Linked DNA regions of Mus musculus: region 2 is linked to region 1. The links are chromatin loops, found by intact Hi-C in ENCODE. Cell type or tissue: left cerebral cortex. All regions are shown on one strand.

The links. Hi-C counts contacts between places; a loop is a spot of excess contacts. Peaks named below come from ENCODE experiments on the same cell type or tissue, not always from the same donor. Only the 100,000 strongest peaks of a DNase experiment are listed, where the experiment ranks them.
Region 2: a loop joins it to region 1, with 4 times the contacts of the local background. A loop is called at or near these places in 16 of 42 quality-filtered maps.

Annotation. Positions count from the first base shown.
Region 1 is chr2:113,820,787-113,828,786 of GRCm38, reverse strand. It overlaps Scg5 (secretogranin V), which reads left to right. Exons shown (of 6, transcript NM_009162.3): 2 at 1,216-1,448. The coding sequence starts at 1,223. Among named protein-coding and RNA genes, the nearest start is that of Scg5, 4.3 kb to the left of the region's middle. In left cerebral cortex, a CTCF peak has its summit at 4,652 (motif pointing right); DNase peaks (open chromatin) are centred at 3,477, 4,052, 4,672, 7,338 and 2 more places; H3K4me3 peaks cover 3,847 bases; H3K27ac peaks cover 3,331 bases.
Region 2 is chr2:113,491,028-113,499,027 of GRCm38, reverse strand. The region is part of intron 5 of Fmn1 (formin 1); the gene reads right to left. Among named protein-coding and RNA genes, the nearest start is that of Gm13963, 100 kb to the right of the region's middle. In left cerebral cortex, CTCF peaks have their summits at 98 (motif pointing right) and 4,144 (motif pointing left); a DNase peak (open chromatin) is centred at 4,140.

The DNA.
Region 1 (8,000 bases):
TAGCCAGTAAAGAAAACATCCTGTATTCGGAGTTCATGAAGAAAGATGGAGATGATGGAGCCTGGTGCCCGCATCCAGCCCTTTTATCACAGCGGTAGATTGTGCTGTTAAAATAGCGGTCCTTGGCTCTTTGAAGAGCATGGTTTTAATGTCTGTGAGTTGCAAGGAAAGGCCGTTAGCTGCAGACAGATAAAATGAAGTATTTGTTTTAGGGAAGATATTTGGCTTGTTCCCTACCTTTTTATTCCCTATTCCCGTGTGAATGCTCAAAAGGGTTTATCTGACTATGGCCTGAAGCACCCATCCTGAACGAGCAGCTGCCAGGGAAGCTGTGTGAAAACTGTTTCCTTGTTCAGCTTCCCGTGGCTTCTACGGACACCAACATGTAAGGCAGATTTATCCCCCACCATGTCACTGTCTTTCCTCTCCCTGCTGCTTCTGCCTCCGCAAACCTTAACTCCCAGAACCGCTTATTACCATCAAGGGGCTAGACGTGCAGGGGGCTTACTAGGTACCTGGCTTTGCTCCATGCTCCTTACATGATTTTGATCTTTATCTTCACAGTAACTCTATAAGATAGATTGTTGCTATCCTTGGTCTGTAGAAAAGGAGGCTGAGGAACTTGCCCAGGAAGACCTAGCTGGTATGCAGTCAAGCGTCTCATGTTGCTTGCTTCCCTCATCACAGAGCAGGATAGGAGTTGGCGTACCTCTCTGCTCGGGATCTTCACCTATTGCCTGCTGGTCTGCTAAGTTCAAACACCCTCGGCCACTACTCCAGACCTTTCTCTGGGATGTTTTTTGATTGTCTGTTTGTTTTTTACTGTTTGGGTCTCCCTAACTCCCTTTTGTTATTCCTTTCTTTCCTTAAACTAGGAGATCTTAAAAATTACCACCCTCCCTATCTCAAATCCAAAAGTGCTTAGATTGCAAGGATCACAGACCATAGATGTGAGAACATATTCCTGTCCTTAGAATCCTCAGGTGTCAAGTTAGAGGGACTAGTTTATCCTAGACTCTTCTGTCTTCTTATTTCCTTCACACAGCGGTTTCCTACCTGGCTTGGACACAAAGCAAACCTCTAGGAATTTTTCATTTGAGTCTCCTTTCAGGGTGGTCCTTCAGCCTCAACTTGTGAGTCATAGTTATATCACCCCAGTTGTGTTATGGTTGCCCATTTTGGCCAAGTTATATAACTTGGTCCTTTCTTCTGCAGGTTAAAAATGGCCTCAAGGCTGGTCTCTGCTATGCTATCTGGCCTTTTGTTTTGGTTGATGTTTGAGTGGAATCCAGCATTCGCTTATAGTCCACGGACCCCTGACCGGGTCTCAGAGACAGACATCCAGAGGCTGCTTCATGGGGTTATGGAGCAGCTGGGCATTGCCAGGCCACGCGTGGAGTACCCGGCTCACCAGGCCATGAATCTTGTTGGGCCACAGAGCATCGAAGGTATGCACTCTTCCAAACTGACAGTGTTTCTATTGTATTTCTGAGGGTTTTTGTTTTGTTTGGTTTGGCGTGTGTGGGGGTATTGTTTTCTTTTTTTACTGGTAGAATCTTATTTAGACCAGACTTTCACTGAACTTCCTATGTAGCCAAGGATTACCTGGAGCTCTAATCCTACTGCCTCCACCTCCCCAGTGCTAAGACGGGGAAACGTATGAGGTTCTGAGGAAGGAAGCTGGGGCTTCAGGCTAAGCAAGCACTCTGGGCTGAGCTGCATACCTGGCACTATTTCTCCTGATATGTAATTTTCCCTACTAGGACCACCTCACAGTGCTGTCTGCTCCAGGGCTCTAGGTTGCTGTGAATAGTGTTGACACATGATGCCCATTTCTGTCTTGTTGCTGTCACTTTGAACCATTGATATGCTGTGTATTTTGGTTGACATTTGATTTCAGGAGTAGATTAGCCTAAATAACTTGAATCTGCAAGCATGCAACCATGGCAAATGGCTTGCATCAAGATAAATCAGATAGGACTCCTTGCCATTCTTTTAGGAAGAGTCTAAACTCTAAGTGGCACCAGTCACCTGTTCCTGTTTATTTAATTTTTTTTTTGAGATGGTAAATATCTGCTCTCTCCACTAGTAAAGTATATGGTTAATCACTCTGCTGTTGCCATGGGGAAGGGTCTCCCTGGTATCAAAAGCCTGTGTTTTTCAGAGCCTTGTTTTATTCACTCAGTCAGTATCCAACCGTGTATTGTCCTCCATATGCACTTTGCAGGATGCTGGGGCACCCCTGTCCTACGTGGTTCAGACTAACTGGGAGAAGGGAACTGACAAAAAGTCATTACGGTGTATTCTGATATGCACTGCTTCCATGGAACAAAGAGTAGGAGGTAGGTCAGGAATAGGAAACGCTTCTTAGGGGAAGTTCCATTTGGCCTGGGTCTTGAAGTTTGCATAGGAAATCCCCAGGGGAGTGTGGTGAAAAGGCACAGAGGAAGGAAAGAGGATGGATTACAGTGGATCTGTCCTTAATCTTGAGGTAATGAGCTGCCATAGCAACGTCAAGACTCCTGTAAGGGATGGGCATTGACTTGTGCTTCCATTGACTGCTGCTCTACCTTGAATTACCACAGCATTAGCAGTTTCTCAGGACACACATTGTCTCCCAGTTACTTCTGTTCCAACTCTGGCAGTCTCTCTCCATTCAGAGTCAAGCCAAGGTGAATTCTGATGTTGCCCAGCCATACAGCGACACTGGTGTGGGGGCTTTTAAGAAGCTTGTTAAGGTGACTGACTGGCAGACTTCATTTCCATGCAGTTATCAGCTCAAGTTCCCTTTTTGATGGCTGTCGGCTGGGAAGTCCCTTGGGAAGGACACTGCCTCGAATATTCCTATGCAGAATATCCTGAACAAGAATGTTCTGTTGTGACATTTTACTTCTCCATTATCAGCCCCTTTAATCTGATAAGGGTGCTGCAATAGAGTCCTGGGAGTGACTATCGGCCACCTTTGTTATCTAAGATGATAGCTACTTATCTCCAGTCTCCACCACATGCGGGGGGGGGGGGGGGGGGGGTCTTGTATGTTCAGCAGGTAAGAAGAATCTTGGAGCCAGTTTAGAATTCTGTCTCTTAAAGCTGAGGTGGAAAATGACAGGAAGTAGATCAAAGACAGTGGGCGGATAGAAATGAAGTACAAACCTTGAGCTTTTCCCAGTCCATCCTGGGTTTTAGATGGATGGCCTGGTTCTTATTTTTGTGAACAGATCACTGTTCCACTCGCCCATCTGTCTGTACTCTATGCTCAGAGACTCACTCACACCATGTGGAATAGCTCCTTCCATTCTTTTACCAGCATCAGAGAGAATCAGTTAAAGGTGTCCCTGCTACCCCCTCCTGATTTTTATAGAGAACACACACAGTACATGTATTCCTGTGAAAACTTCAAACCGTATGGAATGGGGTTGCTATGAGTTTTGTTACCAGAGCTCCCTGGATTTAAAGGCCAACCCCATCACTTTCTGGTGCCGTCATCTTTTAGTAAGTTATTTCTTCATTTCTACTTAGCTTAGGCACGCCTCTGTGGGAACCTTAAAAACAGCCAAGAAGTAGCATCTTCCAAATGTATAAAATTGTTGGCCAAAACCAAGACAAAAGGACAAAGTAAAGACTGCCAGGAAGTGAGTGCCCTTCTAAAGGCAACCTCAGGAGGTCGATGGCAGGAGAACGGAGTCTGAGCCGTGTACACACGGCTTGCTTGCTTGCTACGTGAGATCTTGGCGGCCTCTCTGAGAGGTAATTTTCTTATGGATGAAATAAGGCTTCCTTCACATACAGTCATGTGAACTGTTAATAAAAAGACCGCAAGACCCCGCCTCTGTGTGCAGCAGCAGCAGCAGCATGAGGGCTTTACTTGTTTGTCAGTTTTTATTTGTTGTTTGAGACAGGATCTGTTACAGCCCAAGCTGGCTTTGAGCACTGTATGTAGCCATGGATGACCTTGAACTTCTCACACTCCTGCCCCCACCTCCTGGGCTTCTGATCATCTTTCTAACTGCTCATCACCAGCGTTGGTCAGCTTCCACACCTTATGTTTCCGCCCTCCTCCTCCTCCCCCGGCTGCTGGAGCAGGTCTCTGTGACATGGTAAATGCTACTGTTTTCCCTTAGAGGCAGGGTAAGCTAGCAGCTCTCCCAGGGACAGACTCGGAGAGCTGTTTACTAAGGGTGAGGACTTTGGAGAGTAAAAACTGTCTCTGGTGACTGACACTCTTCTTGAATTGGGGTTGATTGAACCAGGACAGATAGTCTAGCCCTTGAATATTAACAGCCTCAGGTTAAAAATAAAAAAAAACCCAAAACAGCAGCAAACTGTTCTCCTAAAGTGTCAGCTGTTTCTTCCTCCAACACTTTAAGCTACTGAATACTTAGCACTGTGGTAACACTAAGTCTCAAACCACTAAACAGACGTTATAAATATTTGATGATTGTAAATTTTATTTATATTGTTAAAATACATCAAAATATTTTTATAACACATTTAGAACCTTAATTTCATTCTTTTCAAAATAAAAGAGAGCTGAAACTTTTAAAAATTGTATCAAATGGGGGGGAAAAAGCCCTTTGTAAGGTGGCATTATTGAAAAGGCAAGTAGATTTTAATAAGCCTATGTTTGGCCAAATTTGAATAAAGGAGCTGCAGTACCTCTACTTTGCCACGAGGTGGCAATAGCTGCCTCCCAATCAAAGGCTGACAGAACCGGGGCAGTAAACATGGAAGAGGAGTCTCACTTTGTTTCTGGAGAGTCTCTTTCTGCATTTAGAAGGAGGAGGGGATGTGGAAAGGAGGGACAAAGTGAGATAGGGAGGGAGGGAGGGAGGGAGGGAGGGAGGGAGGGAGGGAGGGAGGGAGGGAGGGAGGGAGGGAGGGAGAAGGAAGGAAGGGAGGGAGGGCTGTCTCTTAGCCCAGATAACTTTTCTAAAGTCTCTTTGTAGTTTTCCCCATTCTAGAGGAACCAATGATAACTTTGCCTGCGTCGGTGTCTCCAGTTTTTCCTATGCCCTCTGAGGCTGCCTTGAAATCACTCACACAACTGAAATTCTTGTAAAAAAAAAAAAAAAAGAAGACCTTGGAAAATGATTTTAAATATCCTGTGTGGATTAGCTGCCTGGATACAAATCTTAAAACGTTTTACATGCAGGTAGGCTAGGGAAGATGAAAATGATTGTGTCGTTAAGGCTCTCCAGCGTGTCTGGAAAGGCATGAGGATGGTTCTTTGGATATGCGGAACACAAGACAGATGTAGGGGGAGGGCATTTTGGAGTCCTCTCCTTGACAGGAGTGGCTGAGGCTATCGAGTGGATGAGCTGTCTAGGCAAACATTGCTGATGGGGACAGAGCACCTAAGACGAAGTTCTGAAGAACTTGACACAAAAGGGCTAGGCACCCCAAGCACTGGAAAATTGGGTGGAGTCAGGAGGATTATAAATTTGAGGGTGGCCAACTTTAGACAGTGAGTTCCAGGTTGGTTTGGGTCCATAATGCGGCCTTGTCTCACAATCACAAATTCCAAGTAGTAGACTCAGTAGCTGTAAAGAAGGTTATGGCACTTCAAAGAATAAGCAGAAATTGTCACTATCCATGACTATTGAACAATATAAAGTATTGGTTCATCCCCCAAATAAATAAGATTTTCTTATGGTATTGTCTTAGCTAGGATTACTGCTGCTGTAATGAAACATGACCAAAAGCAACTGGGGGAAGAAAGGGTTTAGTTAGCTTACACATCTACATTGTAGTCCATCCCTGAAGGAAGTCAGGAATTCAAACAGGGCCTGTACCTGGAGGCAGGAGCTGATGCAGAGACCATGGAAAGATGCTGCTTACTGGCTCACTCCTCATGGCCTACTCAGCCTGCTTTCTTAGAGAACCCAGGACCACCAGCCCAGGGGTAGCCCTGCAATGGGCTGGACCCTCCCTATCAATCACAAATGTTCTACAACCTCATCTTATGGAGGCCTTTGCTCAATTGAGTCTCCCTCCTGTCAGATAACTCCAGCATCTCTCAAGGTGACAGAAAACCAGCAAGCACAGAGGTCAAAGAGGGCCATAGAAAAGCAGCAAAATTAGCAAGGTGAAATTTCATGCCTAGCAGCTGCTAACTTAGAGAAGTCAGTTATTTGGAGCCCAGCTTGTCTTCATCCGCCCAGGTGACTCGGTCTACTGCTCGCAGCTCTTGACCGTCTAGATCAGGCCCCGGCTGAGGTGTTTGATGACAGCCTGCTTCACGCTTCAGGGCTAGCTGACTCTTGACATGGCCGAGAGGCCGGAGAATTCATGGAGGACAGTTGCACCCCCTCCACATTGGGGGTTCAGACTTCAGTATAATTTTTAAGGGGACATAAACACTGAGTGCTTATTCCAGCTAGTGTCCATCTGTGGGTACAGGGCCTGAGCTAGAGCTTCTTGTGAGCTCTGTAGCCTAACTCATTCTTCCGAACACCAAGTCCCAGCTGTGTGCAGCCTTCATGGAGAAGCAGCATTTAAACCATGCGCTCGGCCCATTTCTGTGACCGTAACCTGAATGGAACAAGTGGGGACAGTGAACTTTGCTGCCTCTAAATTCTGATGAGGTTTAAAAAACTCTTATTTTTTTTCTAACCCTTTTTCTCCCACCCCACTTTCCATATTGTTCACACGAGAGTTTGGCAGGTGTCTTAGTCAGGGTTTCTATTCCCGCATGAACCAAGAAGCAAGTTGGGGAGGAAAGGATTTATTCAGCTTGCACTTCCATACTGCTGTTCATCACCAAAGGAAGTCAGGACTGGAACTCAAGCAGGTCAGAAAGCAGGAGCTGTTGCAGAGGCCACGGAGGGATGTTACTTACTGGCTTGCTTCCCCTGGCTTGCTCAGCTTGCTTTCTTATAGAACCAAAGACAACCAGCCCAGAGATGGTCCCACCCACAAGGGGCCCTCCCTGTTTCATCACTAATTGAGAAAATGTCCCACAGCTGGATCTCATGGAGGCACTTCCCCAACTGAAGCTCCTTTCTCTGTGATAACTCCAGCCTGGGTCAAGTTGACACACAAAACCAGCCAGTACAGCAGGGAAAAAAATTAATCTAAGCATAGCATTCCTCCCTTCCCGTCTACTTGTAAGGCACGGCTTCGAAGCTGGCAGCTAAGACTCCTTGCACTTTCCTGAAGTGTGGGCTTAACCCAGGAGGCGTCTTGGTTCCTGGAGAACCTTGGCTCCTGGGGTTTTTTCCTGTCAGGCATTGTCTGTGCAAAGTCCATATCTGTGCAAAGCCCGTGGTGTTTAAACTAGAACTCTGTCTCATGTCACCTGATTCATACCATCTGGAAAAAAAACCCCCGGCAACAAGAAGCACCATGAGTCACCTGGAAAGCCGCAATGAAGGATTTTCCACAGAAAATTGACAAAGTGGATTACGTACACAAAGGGAAGGGAAGAGCAGTAACCCAGTTTTGTGTAACATTTATGGTTCGCAGAGCTGCTTTCCTGTAACTGTCTTATTTGATATAATCATCCTAACGACCGAATCTGTTTATGCTTTCCCGCAGTGGCTTGGGTTTTTTAAGTTTGTTGGCAAGCCAGCTATTTTAGGTCTGAGTACATCTATCCCTGCAGACTTGTATAATCCTGGGCTATTTAGTTGAGAAACGATTATGAGTCTAGGCATTATGGTAAACCACAGGTGATTTTGGTGGCTGGTATTTCAGGGACCTGAGGCTACAGGAAGCGAATGTTCTGACAAGTTTCCCTCTTGGAACAAATTGGTGCAAACATCTTGGTCACCGCAGTCCATAAAGAGTTAGTGAAGCAGGCTGGGTTTAGCAGACCACAGTTAGGCACGGCCTTTAAACCTGAGTGCACACATTGGCCACTGTGCAACGTGTGCCATGTGAGTTTTAGCAGAGGGAGAAGCGTGTGGGGTTTGGGGTGGGGGAGGTGAGAGGAGGATGGTATATATACAGCTAGCAGGGCGTACATTGAGATAGGCTATTCTAGTTCATTCTCAGAGAAG
Region 2 (8,000 bases), 330 kb after region 1:
TAAGGATGCATCCGAGATTAGTGGTGTGACTTCTAGGAAAAACGGTGAAACCTCAAATAGACAGGGCAGCTATGGAAAGACGCTTCTGTAAATCATGCTATGAACCAGAAGGGGGAGCTAAACAACGATGTGGAGCCCCTTAAACCCAAGGCTTACTGGTTTTCAGGTGCTCTGGCTTTGATAGTTTTAGAATGAGATACTGAAAGCCTTCCCCAATATTCCAGCAAAAGTCAGACATGCAATGTTGGAACCCCAGGGGAAGACATGAATCCAAACACACGCGTGGAAAGCTCCCAAGGCAGAAGTAAACATGAAATCCCTAAGCGACAAGGCCAAGTGACTAAAGCCACTTAAAGGAAAGCCGAGAGTGAGGCAAAGTTGAAGCTGAACCTGAACGGATGGAAAAGACATGGCAGGAGTATGGCCGACGGCTTCCAGGAAGGGAACCCGCAACTCCACTGTTCTTTCTGCAGCGTTAGCAACTTCACAAACCTCACCCTGTGTACTCTGAAGGGAATGTGGCGGAGGTACTGTCAAAAAGCGCAACTGTGGCTAGTGTCTGCCCCGCGGGCTGGCGGTGACTCTGTTTGCATCTTCTGACGCTTGACGCTGAGTCTTGTGTCCTTTCTCCTTTGCAGAGCTGTTTCCTGGTGCTAGCCAAGGCACAGGGCAGTAGACTGTGTTTCTGTCTAAACACTAAGTCACTGCCTTGCTGTCAGAGACCTAGCTTTAAATGGCTGAAGGGGCTTGATAAACGGTGTGAAAATTTTACGGTCCTTCCGTCAGGTGCCATAATTTATTATCACATAATGCACAGTTAGAAGAACCGAAAGGAACCATCCCATGAGGGCAGACGGTGTGGAGGCAATGGCCCTCTGACACTCTGAGGCCACAGGCACTGTATGGATCCAATAAGAAAGCTGCGTCGAGAAATGAGCAAACAACCTCTTGATCTTGCAGAATGTTTTTGGACACCTAAAGGCTCTTTTATTACTGAGGCTGATTAAAATGAAAAGTTTAAACGACTAAAGTGTTCTTTTTGATGAGTTTTTGCCATGAACTATGAACCTTGTGGTCCAGGGGGACTTGAGCCCTTTGATCCCGGGCGCTCACATAAAGTCTGAGCCATAAAACATCAGCGGGTTTGGTTTTCCTGGTGTGGCTGATCTTGCAGGATTTGTAAGGCAACCTTGTTCTTTGCCCTCCCCATTTTGGAGTCCATCTGCCATTGTTTCACCCTGAGAGGAGAAAAGCATTGGTGTTTGGCATTCCAACTATGAAGAGTAAGCCATTCGTCTGGAACACTAGGATCTCACAGAAAAATCACGATACCATGATACTGTATTCATCAAGATGGGATCTAATGTTACTTGATGGGCTCAGAACAGAACAGCAAAAAGGAAGCCTTGTTCCACACCATAACGATCACAGGTTTCTCACTACTTGAGACAGTTAAAGGTGATGCGGTTTGTTGTGAGGCCAGCTTTAAGAGCCAAGCCACCTGAGCAGCACAAGTCTGAGGTGGGAAAAGTGCAGTCATATGTGTCTAGCAGTGATAAGTTTAAAAGCCTGTGTTTGTGGGAGAAGTAAGAAATTACCCAATCATACATTTGTTATGAAGAGATATTTAATTATTTGATTTATCTGAAATATTTGATTGATCTTCTACTCATCCTCCAGTGTTTGTGTCTGTGCCCCCACAGTTCCACATTTCTGCAACTGGAAAAATAAAGTTTTACTCTAAAGACTTTCTGAAGTAGATCTGATGCACTGCACAATAAGAGGGAGGAGCAGAAGGAATGGGAGAAGGAAGGAAGAGAGGGAGGAGGAGGAAGGGGAGGAGGAAGAGGAAGAGGAAGAGGAGGAAAGGGAGGAAAAGGAGCAAAACTACCATCACAATTTTCGAGCAAGCAGGACTACAAAGGACTTTAGAAAGGCCTGCAATATAAGGACTAATACAATCAAAAGTTAGCCATAATTATGTTTTAAGGGAGAAAACTGTCAGAAAAACTAATGATCCATATAGCTTATTCACTAGGCCAAGGAATATTAATTTGACTTGAGTAAGCAGTTTTCAACTATTTTGTATTTCACAGATTTTCCTGAAAGCTTGACCACTTTCCCCACTGGAGTCATGAGATGTCTCAAGAGTTCTATGAAGAGTGACATACAGTCTGCGCTTCAGTCTCTAGGCGATGCTTTGTGACAGTCTCAGATGCACTCTCTCAGAGAGCATCTCAGAGGATGGTCCCTCCAGAAGAGAAGCCTCCCTGCCCCCACCACCGTGTCCTTGTCCTCTAAGGTGAACATATCCAGTTAGGTCATCTAAAACTGGCTGCTCTATGCGTCAGGACAGGTCAAATGTTAGCAATTCAACCCTTGAACTTCCTCTGTTGAATTTGAAAACTGTATGTTTTTTGAATTTTGTTTATTATCTATACAGCAGATAGGACAATGAGCTAAAAAAAAAAAAAAACAAAGCAAAAACAAACAAACAAAAACTCCACACCCCACACAGTTGTATGGCATAGATACCTATAGATATTGTAAGAAGCTGCCCCTGTGAATGGGCACGACCGTCTGGTGGTGTATGTATACTCACTCGGTTTACCTACGGAAAGGATGTCCAGTTGTCACATAATACAGTAATATGTTATAGGTACCTTTTTCCTCCCCAGTAATTTGTTTGAGAAATATTTACTGTGTACTTATAAGATCCTAGATACCACATGCAGCATCAAGTTGTAAATATTTATTTCAAGCAGTGGTTCTCAACCTTCCTAATGCTGCAGTCCCCTTAACACAGTCCCTCATGTTGTGGTGACTCTCAACCATAAAATTATTTCATTCCTATTTCATAATTGCGACTGTTATAAATCATAATGTAAATAGCTGATATGCAGGATATCTGATACACGACTACGGAAGGCGTCAGGACCCTAGGTTGAGAACTGCTGGCTTGGAGAGAGCCCCAGCAGCCCTGGTTCCAGCAGAAGCTGCCACTGGCACAGGTACAGTACAAGCGCTCCTGGCCAGCAACTGAAGTTCGCCCTTCATGCCTGCACCTTGAAGCCATCTGACCTGAATGAGGTTAACCTTCCCAGCTGCCCCTCCATGTCCTAAAATCCAACTCAACAGCCACAACCAGGGCCTTGGAAACACAGATCTGCTTCTTTCTCTGCACAGTACCAGTCAGTGGATCTCACGGTCTTGAGGGTGAAACTAGAGGACTTGAAAAAGCCCTGCAAGGACTCACCCACATGTAAACGTAGAACCTAGGACTTGGCAAAAGTGACTTTCCTATTCTAACACACAGTATAAAAGGTCTGAAAAATTCCACTTCAAGGCTTCATTTTCAGCTGCTGTCCTGTTTGCCACGACTATGTTCTAGGGACCAGGCTCTCTGTCGTCCCTTAGAGTCGCCAGACTCTTCACACCTTACACTCCACTCAAACTGACAGTCCCTAATAGTGTCTCTCCTTTCCCTCTAAAACTGCACCTCTCAGAGCACACCTCGGAAGCACTCAGCATGAACATCCCATGAGACAGATATTGTCATACTCTCATTCCCCCTTTGTCCCCCCTTCCTCTCTCCCTCTCTCCTCTCTCCCCCTCTCCTCTCCTAATTCCCTCTCTTCCCTTCCTTTCCTCCCCTCTCTTCTCCTCTCCCCATCCCAATGCGTCAAAAGTTTGTTCTGATTCCTTTAGCTGCTGCACAGTGCCAACAACCAGTTTGTTCAGTTCATTAACTTCACTAATACAACCTGAAAGAATGATCAGTGAATGAGATCTCTGACTCCCTATTCTATTTTTAAATGAAATAGATGAAAAATTAAATATATTATAAATTAAATAAAGATGTTTAAATGAGTATGTTTAGATGAAATAGGCTCTTAACTCATTTTTTTATATATCCTTTTCTCTTTTGTCATGTACAATGGATGTCTGGATGAATACACGGAAAGACAGATTTAATTGAAAGAGAGGATATATCACGTCTGTAAATTGATTTTAGCCTTATCTCTGTGTATAACATGCACACCATTTTTTTTAATTCCATTTTTTTTTTCAAGAAAAAAAATTTAGTATAAAAGCATGCTTGGTTCAAAAAGTAAAAGGGTCAGCCTGCCCTCTAGTGGTATATCTAGGAATTGCTTCTGAAATGAAACCAGGTTCCCTATCAGACAGGAAACCACATTTCTCAGTTAAGACTGTGTACCACTTATATTCCAACTAAAGAAAATTAAGACAAAACTAATGGTACCATTACCAACAAATGTGCAAGCTTCCACAAACATAGTAAGAAACTGTCACCCACATGGAAATCAGAGACATATATCAGATTACATTTTAGAAAGATTTTCTTCCTAGCTAGCAATGATTATACAGTTTAGGGAAGGAGTGTGCTGGTGGTACACGAAGAGGCAGTAATAACTTGGTACAAGCTTCCATGCCACCAGGAACTAATAAGCGCATTTCTCCTTCTATCTCAGCTCCTGGTTAGTGAACATGGTTTGACAACATCTGCATTTTGTGGGACAAACGTTCAGACTGCGGTACCCTGGATCCTGGGTGTGTTGGGGACTGGCTACTCCACAGCCTCCATCAGAACTCAACTCCAAGTCTGCTCACAGCCTTCTAAGGAGCCTGAATGGCTCAGGCTCAACCAAAGCAGCAACACACAGGATTTAATTCTGCTAAACTTGTGATGGTTTATATTATGCACAACAAAAAAGATAGATGAAAATATCCCTTAAGACACTCTCTGTCTTCCTTCACTGGCATCTTGGTTACACTGATATGAACATTTAGGGGAATACCAGGGAGGTTTCTAGAGATTTTTCATATGTCACATTTGTGGCAGTTTGGTTACACTGATATGAACGTTTAGGGGAATACCAGGGAGGTTTTTCATATTTCACATTTGTGGCAGTTTAGTTTAATGCCCAAACTGCTCCCCTGTCCGCTCAGAAATTATGATTTCCATGTGCTGTGTTGATGAAGACAAAGACACAAATGAATAGATCTCGGATTAACATTTTTGTGAGTTTAGCTGTATGAGCTCATGGGCAGAGAGCACTCCGTTCGCTCCAACAGCAAAGTGTAAACCTTGAGAAAGGGACCCATGAACTGGGTCAGAGATGGAGAAGTAAGGACGCCCACAAGTTTCCCCTAACGAAGGCCGCTGTGCCATCGGTATCTCCTGGAGACAACGTACAACCTAGGTACATTTTCCACTTGGCGGCTCTCCCTGGACCATTTCGCCCTGGGAGTTACCATCAATGTGACTGGATTGCACAATGAGCGGAGCCTGCCAGAGGCCATGGCTCCCTGGTGCTTCTCCTCACTTAGGAACAGAGTGTGTGATGAATGGAGTAAACCAGAAGGCTTCCCGTAACGGGAAGGTCAAGTACTGGCTGCGGCATTTCCTTGTATCCCACAACCCAAAGACTATCAGTTAAGAACAGACCAAACAGCCTGTCATTCCTCGGAAGCTTCCAAACAGCAGAAAGGACTGGCCCTAGATGGGACTGGCCCTAGACGGGACTGCTAAATTATTACGCTCTCCTCGACAGACAAAGGAAATGCCTTTTGTTTTCCCTATCTCACCTTTTTTTTTAGCATGTATCTCAATGACAACTAGATATGATTTTTATTAGATATTTTCACTTATTTACATTTCAAATGTTATCCCCTTTCCTGGTTTCCCCCTCTGAAGCCCCCTCTCCCCTCCCCTCTCCCCCTGCTCACCAACCCACCCAACCCAGCTTCCTGGCTCTGGCATTCCCCTACACTGGGGCATCAAGCCTTCTTGGGACCAAGGGCCTCTCCTCCCATTGATGACCAACACGGCTATCCTCTGCTACAAATATAGCTGGAGCCATGAGTCCCTCCGTGTGTACTCTTTGGTTGGTGGTTTAGTACCAGGGAGCTCTGGGGGTTATTGGTTGGTTCATATTGTTGTTCCTCCTATGGGGCTGCAAATCCCTTCAGCTCTTTGGACATTTAAAATGGAAAAAAAAATTAGAGGCCCAGATAAGTCCTTTCACCCCGAATCCACACTTCCCTCTTGGCTTTAAGAGGGGGCTGGGGCCTTCCACAGAAAGTTCAACGGCTGTTTGGGACCTGCTTCCTTCTGTGAGTGGCACACCTGCTTAAGGCTCCCAGAAGCAGAGGCTCCACAACTGGAAACCCATCAAGCAAACTCCCCACAGGCCACCAAGCATGGCTGGCTGGTTAACAAGGACAGCATCTAGAAGGAGCTAAAAGGCTTTTGTTTATTTTAAAGAGAGAGCACAAGTAGGGATTTAGAGTTTCTGAGTTACACAATCTCACGCTGAAATGTGATGGATAATCTTTTTTTTAGGGATAAAATTGGCCCAGTGTAGCACTGAAAGATCCTACCAGGGACCATAGAGCCCGATTCTTCATTTTAAAAGTATGGAAGATGAGTCCAACGCACACTTCAAGTTTATGGTATTCACAGTGAAGAATGGAGCAGAATCCAAATGTAACTCTGATGCTTTCTGGATTAATGCTGCACTGTTTAATGGAAAGAAGAAGGCTTCCAAGTCAGACCTGCCCAGCTGGGTTAAACTCAGGTCCACCACTGACTAGTTTAGAACTTCCGACAAGCCACACTCTTTAAAGGTTTCATGTTTGACACACATTAGGGACTTGATGAACATTGGGTACAGTTCTTTTCATGCATAAATTGCAATAAATATTTGTGCATAACCCATGAACCAAGAACTTTGCTAGGTGCTTGCCCTAGTCAGCTTCAACTGTCAAACAGATGCACCCGAGAGCAGCGGTTCTCAGCCCTCCTAATGCTGTAACTGTTTAACAAAGTTCCTTGTGTTGTGTCAACCCCAAACCTTAACACTAGTTCACTGCTACTTCATTAACTGTAATTTATCTCCTGTTATGAATTATACTGCAAATATTTAGTATGCAGAATAACTGATATGCAATCCCCAAAAGGGTTGCAACCCACACGTTGAAAAAAATCTTGAGAAAATGAAGTCTTAATTGAGGGGAAAAAAACAGATCTGAATGGCCTGTGGGCATACCTGTCTTGATTGTTGATTGATATGGGAGGGCATGACCCACAGTGGGTGGAAACATCTCTTAGGTAGGTAGTTCTGAGCTATAAGGACACTAGCTAGCTAGGCATGAGCTTGAGAGAGAGAGAGAGAGGGGATGGTTCCTTCATGGTTTCTGCTTCACGATCCTGCTTGAGTTCTGCCCTGACTTTCCTTGATAGTGGACTTTGACCTGACATGTAAGAAGAAAGAAGAAGAGGAGGAGGTGGAGGAGGTAGAGGAGATAGAGGAGGAGGTAGAGCAAGAGGAGGAGGAAGAGGTAGAGGAGGAAAGGAGGAAGAGGAAGAGAAAAAGTAGGAGGAGGAGAAGAAAAAGGTTTTCTTTCCTAAGTTGCGTTTGCACAGAGCAGTTTAGTTTAGTTTTGTTTTGTTTTGTTTTGTTTTATCACAGCAACAGAGATAATTGAGTCAACACTGTATCAGACAGAGAGAAAACCAAAAACTCCTTGCTACCTCTGAAATCCCCTGAGTAAGCAGATGAGTGACAAGAGCCTGACAACACAAATGAGTAATAAATCCTCTCAAAAGAATTGAGTGGAAATCAGAAAACAACTTATGCATAGAAAGAATACATTATATGATACAGCATAGAGCTTAAAAGAGGAGTTTCTGCAGAAGAGAGAGGGGACATTCAAATTTCTGTAGTTCTTTTTCAACAAGGCAAACCTGCACCAAATGAATGAGTAGATGTTTCCCAAACGTAACTGACTGTAAACCACAAACTTTTCATGAGGGAGCATTTCAAAAAGCTGCTGTTCTGTAGAACAGGCTTCAGGGAAACCTGGTTTAGTATGCAGCTTTTAAAAAATAGATGCTGGGGTAATGAAAAACTTGACAACAGTTAAGAGATTTCGGAATGTGCAATGACCAAAAATTAATTAAAACCAAGTGGGTA